Regions from separate parts of the Homo sapiens genome. Here all the other regions are linked to region 1. The links are chromatin contacts, found by Hi-C or POLR2A ChIA-PET in ENCODE. All regions are on one chromosome and are shown on one strand. Each heading gives the region's core, a stretch centred on a gene start or an enhancer-like site at or near the end of the contact. The rest is flanking DNA. Distances are from core to core; before and after follow the strand shown. Region 1 holds the start of INSIG1 (insulin induced gene 1). Region 2 holds the start of GALNT11 (polypeptide N-acetylgalactosaminyltransferase 11). Region 3 holds the start of NCAPG2 (non-SMC condensin II complex subunit G2). Region 4 holds the start of DYNC2I1 (dynein 2 intermediate chain 1).

Region 1 (3,699 bases), core at 1-2,500:
ATCTACGTATCTGGTTGTGTGATCCTCAAGCACTTATGCAAGGTGGAGTGTAAACAATGGCCAAGACCCAAACTGCAATGTTCCCTGAAGTCCAACCTGCTTGGAGTCCTTGGGAACGTGTACAATGGTTAACAGGCTTGAGAGGAGTCAGCTGGGAGAGTGAGAGCGAGACTGCCCTGCAGAGGGGCCGCTGAGGATGGACCCCTGTAGGCCGTCCACACCCACCACGCGTGTCATCCTCAGGAAATGCAACCGGATGCTCGGAATTTCGCCCCTAAAGCGACTCAGGGCAGTCTCAGCTCAGGAAGACTTCTTTTTTTGACCTTCTGGCTTAAAGCCACAACCCCAGGCTGAGGATGCCACATCAACGGCGTTTCCTCGCCACGCTGCAGGCGTGACTCACGTTTCTAAGCCTGCAGGGTCCCCGGGCCAAGCGCGGCTACTGAGAGCACAGCGTCCTCCCTCAGCCCCTGCTCATCTGCACGGAGCAAAGCCGCAGCTTTCTCTGCTGTCAGCGCTTTATACGACTCGGATGTAGGCTCTGAGCGGGCACGGGCCCGCCCTCAGACGGCGACCCGAGGGGCAAACAGGATGGAGGCGCGCTCCCTTGGAGGCTGTGGTCTCGATTTTATCTGCTCCTGGGTGGTGCGGGTGGTTTGCTCTCTAGGCGTGAGCAAAGGCCACAAGGGGCCCGAAAAAATCACCCAAGGATGCAAGCCCGCCATTGCGCTGAGCAGGGGCCTCCCCGCCGCCAGAGCCCGCGCCCCTCCAGGGAGGCCCGCGCGATCGAGACCCGCCGCCTCCCGGCCAGGCGCGGGACACCAGGCGAGGGGAGCCAGGAGCCGGGAGGGGCGGCGCCGGGCCCGCAACCCCACCCTGTCCTGCCTCCGCCTCCTCCCGGCAGGACCGTCCCCTCCCAGGCCCCAGCTCCGCGGCCGCCCACTCGCAGCCGGCCAGTCCCGCTCGGGCCCGCGTGCCCCGCAGCCGCCACGCGCCCCGCAGTCCGTGCCGAGGCTCCCGCCCGAGTGCGCGCGGGCCGGCGGTGGCGTGTGCGCACGTCATATGGGCCGCCGGCCTCCCATTGGTTGCGGCCGCCTCACCAGACCGCGTGCGGACGGGCTCGCGGGCGGGGCGGGGCAAGCTCAGGCCACGCCCCTGGGCGGTGCGCGCGGGCGGTGGGTAGGCCGGGCAGGCTCACGTGATGCGGGCCCCGCGGCCCGCCATATAAACCCGCGCGCCCGCCAGGCGCTGCGGCCGTCCCGGGCCGTGACTCCTCCTTTCCCCCGCCCCGCCTCCGTTCGGAGAGCCGGCGGGCGGGCGCCTCTCGGCCAGGTACGCGGCCGGCTGGGATAGGGGTCGCGGGCGGGCTTTGGTCGCGCAGCAGCCGGTCCTCCCCGGAGGTAGGCGGGCGCGGGCCCTGTTGGGTCTTTGGGACGCGGGTCCCGCTGGGGCCGGGGATGCTGCTCGCTGTGAGCGCGGGTCCCGTCCGCCGCTGGCCCCGGGCGGGCGCACGGGGGTCTAACCTTGGGGGGCGGCGCTGCCGCCTGGCCCGGGTGCCGGGGTTCGCGTCCCGCGGGGCCTTCCTCGCTCTTTGTCTCTTCTGAGTGAACTTGATGACCCCCTTCTTCCAGGAAGCGCCTCTTGGACGCGTGTGACCGATGCCCAGATTGCACGACCACTTCTGGAGCTGCTCCTGTGCGCACAGCGCGAGGCGCCGAGGCCCCCCGCGAGCCAGCGCCGCGGGGCTGGCGGCCAAGGTTGGGGAGATGATCAACGTTTCCGTGTCCGGGCCCTCCCTGCTGGCGGCCCACGGTGCCCCGGACGCTGACCCCGCGCCCAGGGGCCGCAGTGCTGCGATGAGCGGCCCCGAGCCCGGCAGCCCCTACCCCAACACCTGGCATCATCGCCTGTTGCAGAGGAGCCTCGTGCTCTTCTCGGTTGGGGTGGTCCTAGCCCTGGTGCTCAACCTGCTGCAGATCCAGAGGAATGTCACTCTCTTCCCCGAGGAGGTGATCGCCACCATCTTTTCCTCCGCCTGGTGGGTCCCTCCCTGCTGCGGGACAGCAGCTGGTGAGTACCCCTCCTGGTTCTTCTGGAAGTAAAAAGGGTGTCTTTTCGGTTGAAAGTACTTTTCAGCCTATAAGAAACATGCATTTGAAACTGGAACTATCCACAGATTGAAAGTGTGCATCTCCAGTCTTGGGATTTAGAGAAATGAAGGAGGGGTAGAGAGGACCTGGCACCCCCGAGGGCGGGTTCGGGCCACAGCTCTCTGAAGTTTGAGGAAGCACAGTGATGGAGATGAGGCAGGGAGATAATTGGCTGTTCAAGCAGGTGCTGTGCCAAGCTGACTGAGGGCCCTTCCCTCCTGGCGTCCGGGTACAGCCCCAGCTGTCATCCCGCGCCAGCCGCCCCGGATTGGCCGCCTGGGGAACTGGTGAGCAGCGGGACTGAAAGGCCATTGGTCGCGGCAGCAAACATGCTACCCTGCTGGATAACTGAAAACAAACCCGTCACATGGGTTCAGGAGGCGGTTGCCAGGGGAGCAACTTCTCAGCACTTCCTTTTGCCGGGTCGCTGAGTAAACTGTGGTCTGAAGCCAAACCGCCTACACCCTGAACTGTTAGAGCTCTGTAGATTACGTTCTTAAGGAAAAGAGTAACCCCCTTACGGCGTTTAGATTTTCGTACACCCAAGCAGTAGCATAGATGCTGTACAACGTAACACTGAGTCAGTCTGAACTGTGGACACGGGGACTGCTGGGTGTGTGTACTAGACTTTCTTGGCTATCATTGAACCGCTTTTATAGAAATGTTGAGTTGATCTTGGCTCAGCAGATCACTTACTGCTCCTGTAGTCACACAGCATTTGTTTATTTAACGAGCTTGTCGGGTGCTTTCTGCAACCTCAACTCTATAAGCTGTTGAAATGTTAATCCAAAAGTGAGCACCACAAGCCCCTATCCTTAAGCAGCTTAGAGTCTGGTGGGGAAAACAAACCAGTATGTCAGTGACTCCAGTGCAGTGCAGGGAGCATCCTGTTTGCTTTGTGGCTGACGTTTGTCAGCTGACTGCTGACCATAGGCTTCAGATGCTTTGCTGTGTTCATTCCTTACAGCAATACCATGTGTAGCTTCATTTATAGATGTGGCAACTGAATCACAGGTGAAGTCACATCCAAGGGTGCGCAGGTAGAAAGGGGCCAAGCCATCGTTGGTAACTGCTCCTGCTGCCTTGGTAGGTGTGTCTCCTGCACTGTGGAAACACATTGCCTCAGTTGACTCACTGAAAACAGCAAGCAGCAGAGAGGTTTGTAGCAGATTAACAGAGGGCTCCGTGTTGAAGAACTAGGACAGGTGTCTGTAATTATTAAGTAGTGGGTAGAATGTTTTCATATTTGTTCTCGGAGGGACGGGATCCTCTTTCGTTTTTCGAAACACTTTATGTGGCTGTACTAATTGAACATTTTTTGAGAACTATATCTAGATTTAAAATTCCATGTTTCATATACATTTGGCAGAATAGTTTCTTTCCTTTAACCAAAAACTTGATCTTAGAAATGAAATAGTTTAGCCTTCAGTATTTGTAATTGGATCCTCAAGGGTTTCTAGGAATATCTGGACAATTTCTCATACTCTCATATTCTACTTTTTTTTAAACCATCAGCCAAGAGCATAAGTAAAATTTTTCATAGTATGTT
Region 2 (3,298 bases), core at 587-3,086, 3.3 Mb before region 1:
ATACTCATCAGGTTGGCAAATATTTAAATATCTGATACTATCAAGGGTCAGGAGAAGATGAAACAATGGAAATTTACATGCCCTGATTAATCCTAGAGCATGATTTCAAATGTTAATTTGTGTATAAATCACCTGGAAATCTTGGTAAAAATGCAGATTTTAATTAAGTAGGTGGAGCACAAGACTCCCCATTTCTAACACACTCCAGGTGACGTTGGTGTCGCTTGTTGCTGGACCACCATTTGAGTAGTGAGGCCCTAAAGGTCTGGTCTTCAAACTCTTTTGCTTGAGTATATACTAAAATAATAAGGTTTAAATACAAGAACTTAGTATCCCCTTATACATATTTAAGGTGATATTTAACATTTTTCATTACTAGTTTAGGTAGTTGGAAGGATTACTTTCTGGAAACATATTTATGTATTTAAATAAACTTGTAATACACTTTTAAATATACCTAGTAGACTTTGCCCTAGTTTGCCTGCCACTGCTGTGAATAGTTTCTGAGGGGGATCCCAGCAGGATTGATCCCCAATGACGCTTATTTGATATTATACTATGTATATTTTACATGAGCTGCAACCATTGAAGGAAACTGGGCAAAGATACCTGTGTGCTGTCTGCACTGCCCTTGCAAGAGAAACCAGTACCTGAAATATCTGTCAATCTCCAATCAAGACACAAGCATGGTAGAAGGAGTCAAAAGCATTCAACTTGGCACCCAGCAGCAGTTCTCTTTGGCTGAGGGAAGTGGCCACAAGACTCAGCTGGGGGCCATCAGCGGCCTACACACCCAACAACTGGAGAAATGAGTCCTCAGTCCTTAAGGGGAAACCTGGGTGGTACAACATGGCATCCCCTACACCCTGACAACCCCATGGGGTATCTGTGGAAGAGGGGCTGGGGAATGTGGTTAGCTCAGTTCAGCTCAAGAAGGCCACTACTTTGGTTCAGGTGGTGCTCTTTAATTTATAGTAGCTGTAGAAGTTCCTCCATTGCTACGCGTGTACCCCATCAGACTTTAATTGTGAAGCAATGAGTTCTTTAAAAAAGTTCAAAAATATTCTTAACCAAGTGGGATTTATTTCAGAAATGCAAAGAAGATTAGTATTAAGATATTCTTCAATATAACTTGGCATTATTGGCCAAAGATGAATGCCCACACCATTTTTCTTAAAAATTGCCAATTCCCCTTTTATGGTATTTGTATACATTGCACTATTATCACCAAGGTATGAGTGTTTTTTTCACCACTTCTCTCTTTACACCTTAATCTACATTTTCTTCTATCACAAGTGGCGTTTAACTTCTTTTAATATGTTTAAGGGCATTTGTCTTTTTTTTTTTTTTTCACTTATGGGGTCTCGCTGTATTGCCCAGGCTGGAGGGCAGTGGCTATTCACAGGCGCGATCCCGCTACCGATCAGCACAGGAGTTTTGCCCTGCCCGGTTTCCGAGCTGGGCCAGTTCCCCACTCCTTGGGGAACCTGGTGGTCCCTGCTCCCGGGAGGTCACCACACCGATGCGGAACACAGATGCGTGTCGCCGCGCAATGGGCACAGCGCATACAGCGCAGAGCTCCCGGGCTCAAGCGCTGCTCCCGCCTCAGCCTCCGGAGTAGCCGGGGCCACAGGCAGGGCATTTGTCATTAATGGGGTCTTTTGAGACCGCGGGTGACAGACAACAGGAGCCAGGCCACGCGCGGCGCCTCTGCGCGAACGCTAGGGAGGACTCAGCGCGCGGCGGCCGGTGACGTCAGGGCAGCGAGAGGTTTCGTCACCGCGGCGCGGGGGCGGGGCCGCCTGTCACGCGGCGCCGGCGGACGCGCGGCGCTGGGCGGAGGCAGCGGCTCGGGGACTGGGCGAGGGCCCTGGGCCTGAGGAGGCGCGGCCGCCACTGCGCCCAGCGCCTGCGCGACGCCTGGCTGCTGGGCCCCGGGGCAGTTCAGCCCGCGCCGCTCCTGCGGGTCGGACTGGGGCTGTGGCGGGAGAGAAGATGCCGCAGCCCGAGTCCCAGAAGGCGGCGATCCTGGGCTGCGGGCAAGGCGGTGAGTACCCTCTAGGCGGCGGCCTCCCGGCGTCCCTCAGCACCTCGAGAGCTGCGGCGGCGGCGGCGCGCGGGGCCTGGGCAGGCTGGGGGCGGCGGCGGGGCAGCGCCTGGCTCCCCGCGGGTCCTGGGCTCCCGCACGCCCCCTGGGCGAGGCTCGTGTCTCCGGGAGACGCCGCTGCCCCCGCGCCTCCCCCAGCGTCTCCTGAGGCTTGTTCGCGGGCGTGGGGGCGAGGACCAGGGCGCTGGCCTCGTTTTCGCGTATTTAGGACGGAGGCACACCTGATCCTGCAGCCTCCCCCAGCATTTCCTAAAATGAAGTCCAGATCAGTATTGTCCACTTTTTAAAATTAAAAGTGCCCAGAAATAGAATAGTTCACACATACACAAAACTAGGGAGAATAGTGTGGAAGGAAATTTAATCTCGGGACCCCAAATCACTAAGCCAAAGTCAAGCTGGGAGCTGCGTCAGGCAAACCTGCCCCTAAGTTTTGTTCCTAAGACAGCTGCAAAGATAAAAAGCCACACAGCTCCCTCACCCTTTGGCCAGGAGGAAATTCGCTGTGGACCTCCACATCTTTACCCTGAAACAGTTGTGTGGAATTGCACCCTGGCAGTGTAAATTGACAGCTTGTCTTCGCAGGTGAGGAACAGGGACAGAACTCAAGTCATCCTTCTGCTCACCTGAGACAGATGCATGTCTGACGGCTTCCTCTGCCCTGTATTTATGTAAAAATGCAGATTCACTGAGCCAGACTAAGGCACAAGTGGCTATTCCTCTGCCTGCCCCATGGCGTAAATTGTGTGTTCAGTAAAAGGCAGAGCAGAGGCTCAAAAGAATGTAGCCGTTTGTCTCTCATCTTACCCATGACCTGGAAGCCGCCACTTTGAGTTGTCCCACCTTTCCTGCCCGAACTAGTCTATACCTGTATTTGATTGAAGACTCATGTTCCCCTACAATGTATAAAACTAGGCTGTGCCCCCACCACCTTGGGTACATGCTCTCAGGATCTCTTGAGGGCAGTGTCATGGGCCATAGACACTCATTTCGCTCAGAATAAATCTCTTTAAAAATTTTTTTATTAGCCGGGTGCGGTGGCTCACGCCTGTAATCCCAGCACTTTGGAAGGCCAAGGCGAGCGGATCACGAGGTCAGGAGATCAAGACCATCCTGGCTAACACGGTGAAATCCCGTCTCTACTAAAAATACAAAAAATAAGCCGGGCGTGGTGGCAGGCGCCTGTAATCCCAG
Region 3 (3,516 bases), core at 979-3,478, 3.4 Mb after region 1:
GTGCTACTGGTGCCCTACTGAAAAAACATCAACCTAAAGATGAGGTAATAGCAAATGATGGAACACATTTGCAGTAGGAGCCCCCTCACTTTAAAAATAAATGAAAACCACCTGCACCATTATAAATAGAGCAATATGGAAAATTATTGCCAATAATTATGGGGACAGAGAGTCATCTTAAACATATAATACTAGATTTTAATGTCCAAATTGAACAAAGCAAAAATAACCTCAGTTTAATGACTCCCGAAATAAGTTAACAGTGAAGTCTGGTCATCTCATTCCTCAACTCAAATGGCTGAACTATGAACTACGGTCATGGACCACATAACATTTCAGTCAACAACAGACCACATGTATGACCGTGGTCCCATAAGATTATAATGCCATATTTTTACTGTGCTTTTTCTATGCTTAGATATGTTTAGCGATGCAAATACTTGCCATTGTATTACAGTTGCCTACAGTATTCAGTACAGTAACATTCTAGGAGCAGTAGGCTACACCATACAGCCTATGTGTGTAGGCTACACCTCTAGGTGTAGGCAAGTCCACTCTGTGATGTTCATGCAATGATGAAATTGCCTAACGACAACGTGTCTCCCTCTTTAAATCAAGCATGACTGGCACATTTTTCACTGACAAAGAAAATGGGGAGGGAAGGGAGAGTGGCCAGTAACAAGCATAATGAATAGTGGCTAGGACAAATTCATGATTTTAGAAAAATAATCCAATAAGGTGCAGCAAACACATGGAATCATACATCTTCGCCCGGCAAGTCTGTGAACACTCTCCACTTTTTCATAGTTCTGGTCACTTTTCTTGTTTGCTCTATTTCCAAGTGTACCTCTTTGGCATGTTAGTCCAACTTACAGTAATACACTTCCTCTAGACTACCAAACTTATTCCTATATTTCCCATTTTCCCTCTTATATTAGTGACTGTAATTTTTTAATGGTTAATTTTTCAATCTATCTCCCAAAGTGGCAATATTCCATGTTTCTTGTACCATATGTGCATAAGACCTCAGCCCTGCAGCCAGAATGCTACTTTCAAGGTAAGGAGTCATCTCACCATCCAGTTATCAGTCCGAAGAGCAGGTTACTCTTCGCACAGGAGGTCTGGTACTAAATCAAGATGAGCATTAAAAAGAAGAAATCCCTGTTACCTTCTCACCACCTGTGACTTCCCACTCCGTCCCCAAACTCCTTCCTCATGGACACAACAAGAGGCACCAAACCAGCAACAAGAGTTCAGGAGACTGATGTCTCTGAGGACAATGCCCACGTCCACAGCTGGGGAGATACTCTCTGAGGGCAGTGCCTACACCCAGGGCTCAGGGGGACTCTCTCTAAGGGCAGTACCGACACCCAGGACTGAGGGGACTCTCTCTGAGGGCAGTTCCCATGCCCAGGACAGAGGGGGTCGCTCTCTGAGGGCAGTGCCCATGCCCAGGACTGAGGGGACGCTCTCTGAGGGCAGTGCCCATGCTCAGGACTGAGGGGGTCGCTCTCTGAGGGTAGTGCCCATGCCCAGGACTGAGGGGACGCTCTCTGAGGGCAGTGCCCATGCCCAGGACTGAGGGGGTCGCTCTCTGAGGGCAGTGCCCATGCTCAGGACTGAGGGGGTCGCTCTCTGAGGGTAGTGCCCATGCCCAGGACTGAGGGGACGCTCTCTGAGGGCAGTGCCCATGCTCAGGACTGAGGGGGTCGCTCTCTGAGGGTAGTGCCCATGCCCAGGACTGAGGGGACACTCTCTGAGGGCAGTTCCCATGCCCAGGACAGAGGAGGTCGCTCTCTGAGGGCAGTGCCCATGCCCAGGACTGAGGGGACACTCTCTGAGGACGGTGCCCATGCTCAGGGCTGGGGGGTCGCTCTCTGAGGGCAGTGCCCGCGCCCGGGGCTGGGATTTTCCTCCGACACGGACAAGAAGGACGGGCGTCGCTGAGCTGGGTAGGGGGGATGGCCCGGGGTCGCCAGTTCCGTCCAGTTCCGTCAGAGGCAGCACTGCCCGCACGCAGGTCGGCCGCCTCCTTAGGGGAGGGGAGGCTGGGACCCCGACCAGCCGAGGAGGGGCTTCCCGCCCGATCCCTGCTACTTCCCAGCCCCTGCTCTGAACCCAATCCCGGCTCGGCACCGCAGCTCTTACCTGGGCTCGGGGACCCGCCGTTTCCCGCGCTCGGACCAGATTCAAACGCACCCGCCGGCGCCCCAGACGGGCCCCGCCCTCCCGGTCGTCATCAGGCGCCGCTCTCGCGAGAGCTGGGGCGCCGCGAGCCTCGGGCCTCGCCCACACGCCCGGCCCGCCCCGCCTCCAGATCATGCCCCGCCCACATGCCCGCCAGTCTTCTTCCTGTCTATGCCCCGCCTCTTAGGGCGCGGCCTCGAGCAGCTAAGCCCAGTGCCCTACCGGGCACTACGGAACGCGCACGCGGGGCGCCACAGCTGGGGAACCCATGCCCGGTCCGCGCGCCGACGTCCACTGCGCGCTCGTGCGCGTCCTGGGGCCTCCGCGGAGGGAGTGCGCGGTCCAGGAGAGGGCGGGGCGCTGCGAGCGGGCGGTGTTGTGGGAAGGAGGAAGGAGAGGAAGAGAGAGAGGGGGAGAGAAAGGAAAGGCTTGGGGCGGGGAGAGGCCACAGGGCCGTGTCTGGATCCCCGGGAGGACCCCACCCCGACCTGGCCGGCCCCCGTGACCGCCCTCCCTGCCGAGGGGGCACCTGTCCGGGTGGTCCGCAGCCTGCACACGGTAGGTGCACCCTGGGCAGGTGCTTCCCCCGCAGGAGCCCCTCCGGCCAGGTGCGGCCCCTAACAGGTGCTTCTCCTGCAGTTGCTCCTCCAGCAGGTGAGGCCCCCGGCAGGTCAGCTGCCCATAGGGTGGAGAGGGAGAGGCCTTAGCGGGGACCCTCGGAGGCACCCGTGTGAAGGAGGAGTAGCAATGTCATTCAATTCTTTGGACTTAAATGCCAAAATCACATACTGATGTATCAATCTCTTTTAATTTGTGTCAGCGAATAACTTGATTGGGCGTTCCCAATTTTTGTTGAAAGCAAATTCTTAGAAAACGGTGCTCTTTACCACCGAGCTCTGCATCCCTTCGTGAGGACTTGGCCTTCCCTGGAGCTATATTCTTTCATGCTTGAGATGTCTAGAGTGGTATCTGTTTTCCTGGCTTAACTCAAGCCAGAGGTCTTGGCGAGATTGAAGTCGTTGCACTGTGGGAGCACAGCACCAACCAATAGGAACATCATGGGAGCCACAAGTGCACTTGTAAATTTCTAGTGACCACATTAGAAAAATGAAGATAAATAGGTGACATTAATTTTTAAATATGTTTTATTTAGCCTAGTATATCAAAAATATTTATGTTACTTGTTGGAATATCGTTTCAACAAGCAATATAAAATTATAGCAGGGAGAAGACTGGTTTACTAGGAAGCTTGCAACAGTGAAGCAAGGCAGGCTGCAGAGGGGAGGGAGAAGACCCACTCAGAGGATGCTGAGTCTGGGACCCTTGTCA
Region 4 (3,430 bases), core at 825-3,324, 3.6 Mb after region 1:
CACGTGGGGGTCTGTCGGGGGGGGCTGGGGGATAGCATTAGGAGAAATACCTAATGTAGATGACGGGTTGATGGGTGTCGCAAACCACCGTGGCATGTGTATACCTATGTAACAAACCTGCACGTTCTGCACATGTACCCCAGAACTTAAAGTATAATAATAATAAAAAAAGAGAAGGGGGTTTGTTTTGGGAAAGGGCTGTTATCTTTCTTTCAAAGTTAAACTATTCTACGACCAGGAATGGACAAGGACAGCTTGGAGGTTAGAAGCAAGATGGAGTCAGGTTAGATCTCTTTCACTGTCATAATTTTCTCAGTTCTAATTCTTGCAGAGGTAGTTTCAGACTTAAGTTGCAGATCTAAAGTTACAATTGGCGTGTCTTTGTTTAAGTGAGGACACACATCTTGAAAGGTCTCCAGGCTGGCAAAACATTTACACCTGGGAGACTGGTGGGGGCCAAGGTGCCCGGCCCTGCCTTCACGGGGGCCTGGCTGGCAGGAGCCTTGCAGCCTGCAAAGCAACAGCTGTGCATTTGGAAGAGGGTGTTGGGCGACTCGGCTTGCAACCACCCAAGGGGTTCACCTTGCCCGCTGCCTAGACAGAGCCTATCGAGATGGGGGAATTGCAATAGAGAAAGAGTAATTTACACAGAGCTGGCTGTGCAGGAGACTAGAGTTTTATTATTACTCAAATCCATCTCCTTGAGCATTGAAGCATTCAGGGATCAGAGTTTTCAAGGATAACTTGGGTGGGGGGAAGCCAGTGAGCCAGGAGTGCTGATTGGTCAGAGATGAAATCATAGGGAGTCAAAGCGGTCTTCTTGCCCTTATCAGTTCCTGGGTGAGGGGCCACAAGATCTGATGAGCCAGTTTATTGATCTGGGTGGTGCCAGCTGATCCATCAAGTGCAGGTTCTGCAAAATATCTCAAGCACTGATCTTAGGAGCAGTTTAGGGAGGGTCAGAATATTGTAGCCTCCAGCTGCATATTAGAAACTACTCCTAAAACGTAATTTCTAATCTTGTGGCTAACATCAGTCCTACAAAGGCAATCAAGTCCCCAGGCAAGAAGGCCTGCTTTGGGAAAGGGCTGTTACCGTCTGTGTTTAAATTATAAAATATAAACTAAGTTTCTCCCAAAGTTAGTTCAGCCTACTGCCAGGAAGGAACAAGCACAGCTTGGAGGTCAGAAGCAAGATGCTGTGGGTTAAGTTACACCTCTTTTACTGCCTCAGTCATAATTTTGAAAAGGCGGTTTCAGGCTTTCAGCCCTAACTTTCCCTTTGGCTGAAGGAGTTCGGAGGTCCTGAGAGTTTTTGATTTTCCCTTACGTGTTGTATAAAAACAGTCTCTCAACGTTGATTCCTGCCTACCTTACTGCTTGTTTTTATCAAAAGACGACATATGGGAATATAATTTGTTAAGTGCAAAGCCTTATTCAAATGTAAAGCTCTTTTCTTTTTTTTTTTTTTTTTTTTGAGACAGAGTCTCGCTCTGTCGCCCAGGTTGGAGTGCAGTGGCGTGATCTCCGCTCACTGCAAGCTCCGTCTCCCAGGTTCACGCCATCCTTCTGCCTCAGCCTCCCGAGTAGCTGGGACTACAGGCGCCTGCTACTGCGCCCAGCTATTTTTTTTTTTTGTATTTTTAGTAGAGACGGGGTTTCACCGTGTTAGCCAGGATGGTCTCGATCTCCTGACCTCATGATCCACCCGCCTCCGCCTCCCAAAGTGCTGGGATTACAGGGGTGAGCCACCGCGCTCGGCCTCAAACGTAAAGCTCTTTTCAATATCTGCTCTCCCTTTCTATCTTCCCCGACTGTCAGTCCGGTCCCGTGGGAACCCGGGGCGGGTTGGGGCGAGTCAAGAGCCCCTGCACCCCAAGTCAGGGTACTGCACCTACCCCTTGGGGAGACCAACGACCGCTCGGTCCTCTGCTGCTCCTGCCTGGCGGTTGCTAGGAGCCGGGGAAGCGCAGGCGCATTGGGAGGGGCCGCGGGCACGCCGAGCAGCGACCACTCGGCCTTCCCCTGCTCCTGCCTGCCAGGTGCTAAAAATGCCGGGGATGCGCAGGCGCACTGGGAGAGGCCGCAGGGCACGCTGGGCAGTGCTTCTGGGCCCTCTGCTGCTCCTGCTTGTCGGTTGCTAGGCGCTGGGACGCGCCTCCCGAAGGGTGCGGGGCACAGGTGGCCTCTTCGGGGTGGACCGCGCCTGGCCGGGGCCGAGGACACCGCGGCCGCCCGGGCCTGCGGGAAGCGATGGAGCCCGGGAAGGTCGGTGCGGCGCTGGGTCTGGGCGAGGGGTGGTCGAGCTTCGCGGACTCCTTCGGGCGCCGCTAGCAGCGCCGCCGCCGCCCTCCCTTTGCGCAGCGGTTCTCTCGGCCGGGCCGGGGCTTCCCGGAGGAGCCGCGGTGCCTCCGAGGCAGGAAGGGAAACGGAGGCGCGGCTGGCCGTCGGCGCGAGGGATGGCAGGACGCCGGGCTCCCGGCGGTCGGGAGAGGCGGTCTGTGCAGCCTCAGGCCTGGGGTCGCCGCCGCGGCCCGTCTCCTCGCGCCCGGCCTGGAGGCGGCCTCGGCCCCTGCTGCGGGGCCGGGGTGGCTGAGGAGACATATTTAAAAGTTTATTAAATTTTAGCTGACTTAAGTTTAAATATGACTTGTCACAGTTTAAGAGGTTGAGAGAGTGCAGCCTGGGTGCTTGAGTTTGAATTCAGGATTTTGTATTTACTTGTATGACCTTGGCAAACTCACTTAACATGTCTTGTTTCCTAATTCATTCAATGGGCACAATAATAATAGCAACATTATAGGGTGTTTAAGAAGGTTAAGTGAGATATTATGTGTAAAAGTGCATAGACCAGTGCCTGCTTTCATTAACACTCAATAAATGTTAGATATTACTGTATTATTCTTATCTATTGATTCCCCACTGAAAGATGAGGAATTTAATTTGCATACATTTTCTTCTACCTTCACTCCTATTATTTTTTCCCCATCACTTACCTTTATGTGTTGAATAATACTCCTTAATTTGTATTTTATGTTATATAAACCTTAGGTTTTTGTTTTTTTTTTTTTTTTGAGATGGAGTCTCACTCTGTCACCAGGCTGGAATGCAATGGCACGAACTTGGCTTACTGCAACCTCCGACTCCAGGGTTCAAGAGATTCTCCTGCCTCAGTCTCCCGAGTAGGTGGGATTACAGATGTCCGCCACCAAGCCCAGCTGATTTTTGTATTTTTAGTAGAGATGAGGTTTCACCGTGTTGGCCAGGATGGTCTTGATCTCCTGACTTCGTGAGCCACTGCACCCGGCCTTTTTTTTTTTTTTTTTTTAAAGATAATTCCCCTTGTCGCCCAGGCTGGAGTACAGTGGCACGATCTCTACTCACCGCAACCTCCAACTCCTGGGTTCCAGCGATTCTCCTGCCTCAGCCTC

The links. A loop is a pair of places that touch in the nucleus more often than their neighbours do. ChIA-PET counts read pairs that join two places held with the same protein, here RNA polymerase II (POLR2A). Pooled maps may share reads with other maps.
Region 2: a map of ascending aorta shows a loop between it and region 1 (12-fold over the local background). The contact joins the promoter of GALNT11 here to the promoter of INSIG1 in region 1. A Hi-C loop is called at or near these places in 2 of 168 maps with a recorded cell type or tissue (ascending aorta and naive thymus-derived CD4-positive, alpha-beta T cell), 1 of 37 single-sample maps with no recorded cell type and 11 of 50 pooled maps.
Region 3: a loop to region 1 is called in a map of B cell, with 23 times the contacts of the local background. The contact joins the promoter of NCAPG2 here to the promoter of INSIG1 in region 1. A Hi-C loop is called at or near these places in 2 of 168 maps with a recorded cell type or tissue (B cell and naive thymus-derived CD4-positive, alpha-beta T cell), 5 of 37 single-sample maps with no recorded cell type and 12 of 50 pooled maps.
Region 4: a loop to region 1 is called in a map with no recorded cell type, with 19 times the contacts of the local background. The contact joins the promoter of DYNC2I1 here to the promoter of INSIG1 in region 1. A Hi-C loop is called at or near these places in 2 of 37 single-sample maps with no recorded cell type and 9 of 50 pooled maps. POLR2A ChIA-PET finds 5 or more read pairs at or near these places in 2 of 52 experiments (OCI-LY7 and activated T-cell).

The regions. Positions count from the first base shown.
Region 1 is chr7:155,296,628-155,300,326 of GRCh38, forward strand. It overlaps INSIG1 (insulin induced gene 1), which reads left to right and starts at 1,251. Exons shown (of 6, transcript NM_005542.6): 1 at 1,251-1,332; 2 at 1,632-2,070. The coding sequence starts at 1,659. It overlaps INSIG1-DT (INSIG1 divergent transcript), which reads right to left and starts at 2,353. Exons shown (of 2, transcript NR_183448.1): 1 at 1,524-2,353. RefSeq lists enhancers at 247-296, 2,707-2,776 and a silencer at 757-1,586.
Region 2 is chr7:152,023,838-152,027,135 of GRCh38, forward strand. GALNT11 (polypeptide N-acetylgalactosaminyltransferase 11) reads left to right here and starts at 1,837. Exons shown (of 12, transcript NM_022087.4): 1 at 1,837-2,047. RefSeq lists silencers at 527-821, 1,672-2,371.
Region 3 is chr7:158,702,576-158,706,091 of GRCh38, forward strand. NCAPG2 (non-SMC condensin II complex subunit G2) reads right to left here and starts at 2,229. Exons shown (of 28, transcript NM_017760.7): 1 at 2,149-2,229. RefSeq lists an enhancer at 990-1,568 and silencers at 2,146-2,245, 2,396-2,485, 2,606-2,885.
Region 4 is chr7:158,854,484-158,857,913 of GRCh38, forward strand. It overlaps DYNC2I1 (dynein 2 intermediate chain 1), which reads left to right and starts at 2,075. Exons shown (of 25, transcript NM_018051.5): 1 at 2,075-2,267. The coding sequence starts at 2,253. LOC124901796 (a long non-coding RNA gene) reads right to left here and starts at 2,039. Exons shown (of 2, transcript XR_007060627.1): 1 at 1,898-2,039; 2 at 655-913. RefSeq lists a silencer at 2,131-2,600 and an enhancer at 2,951-3,430.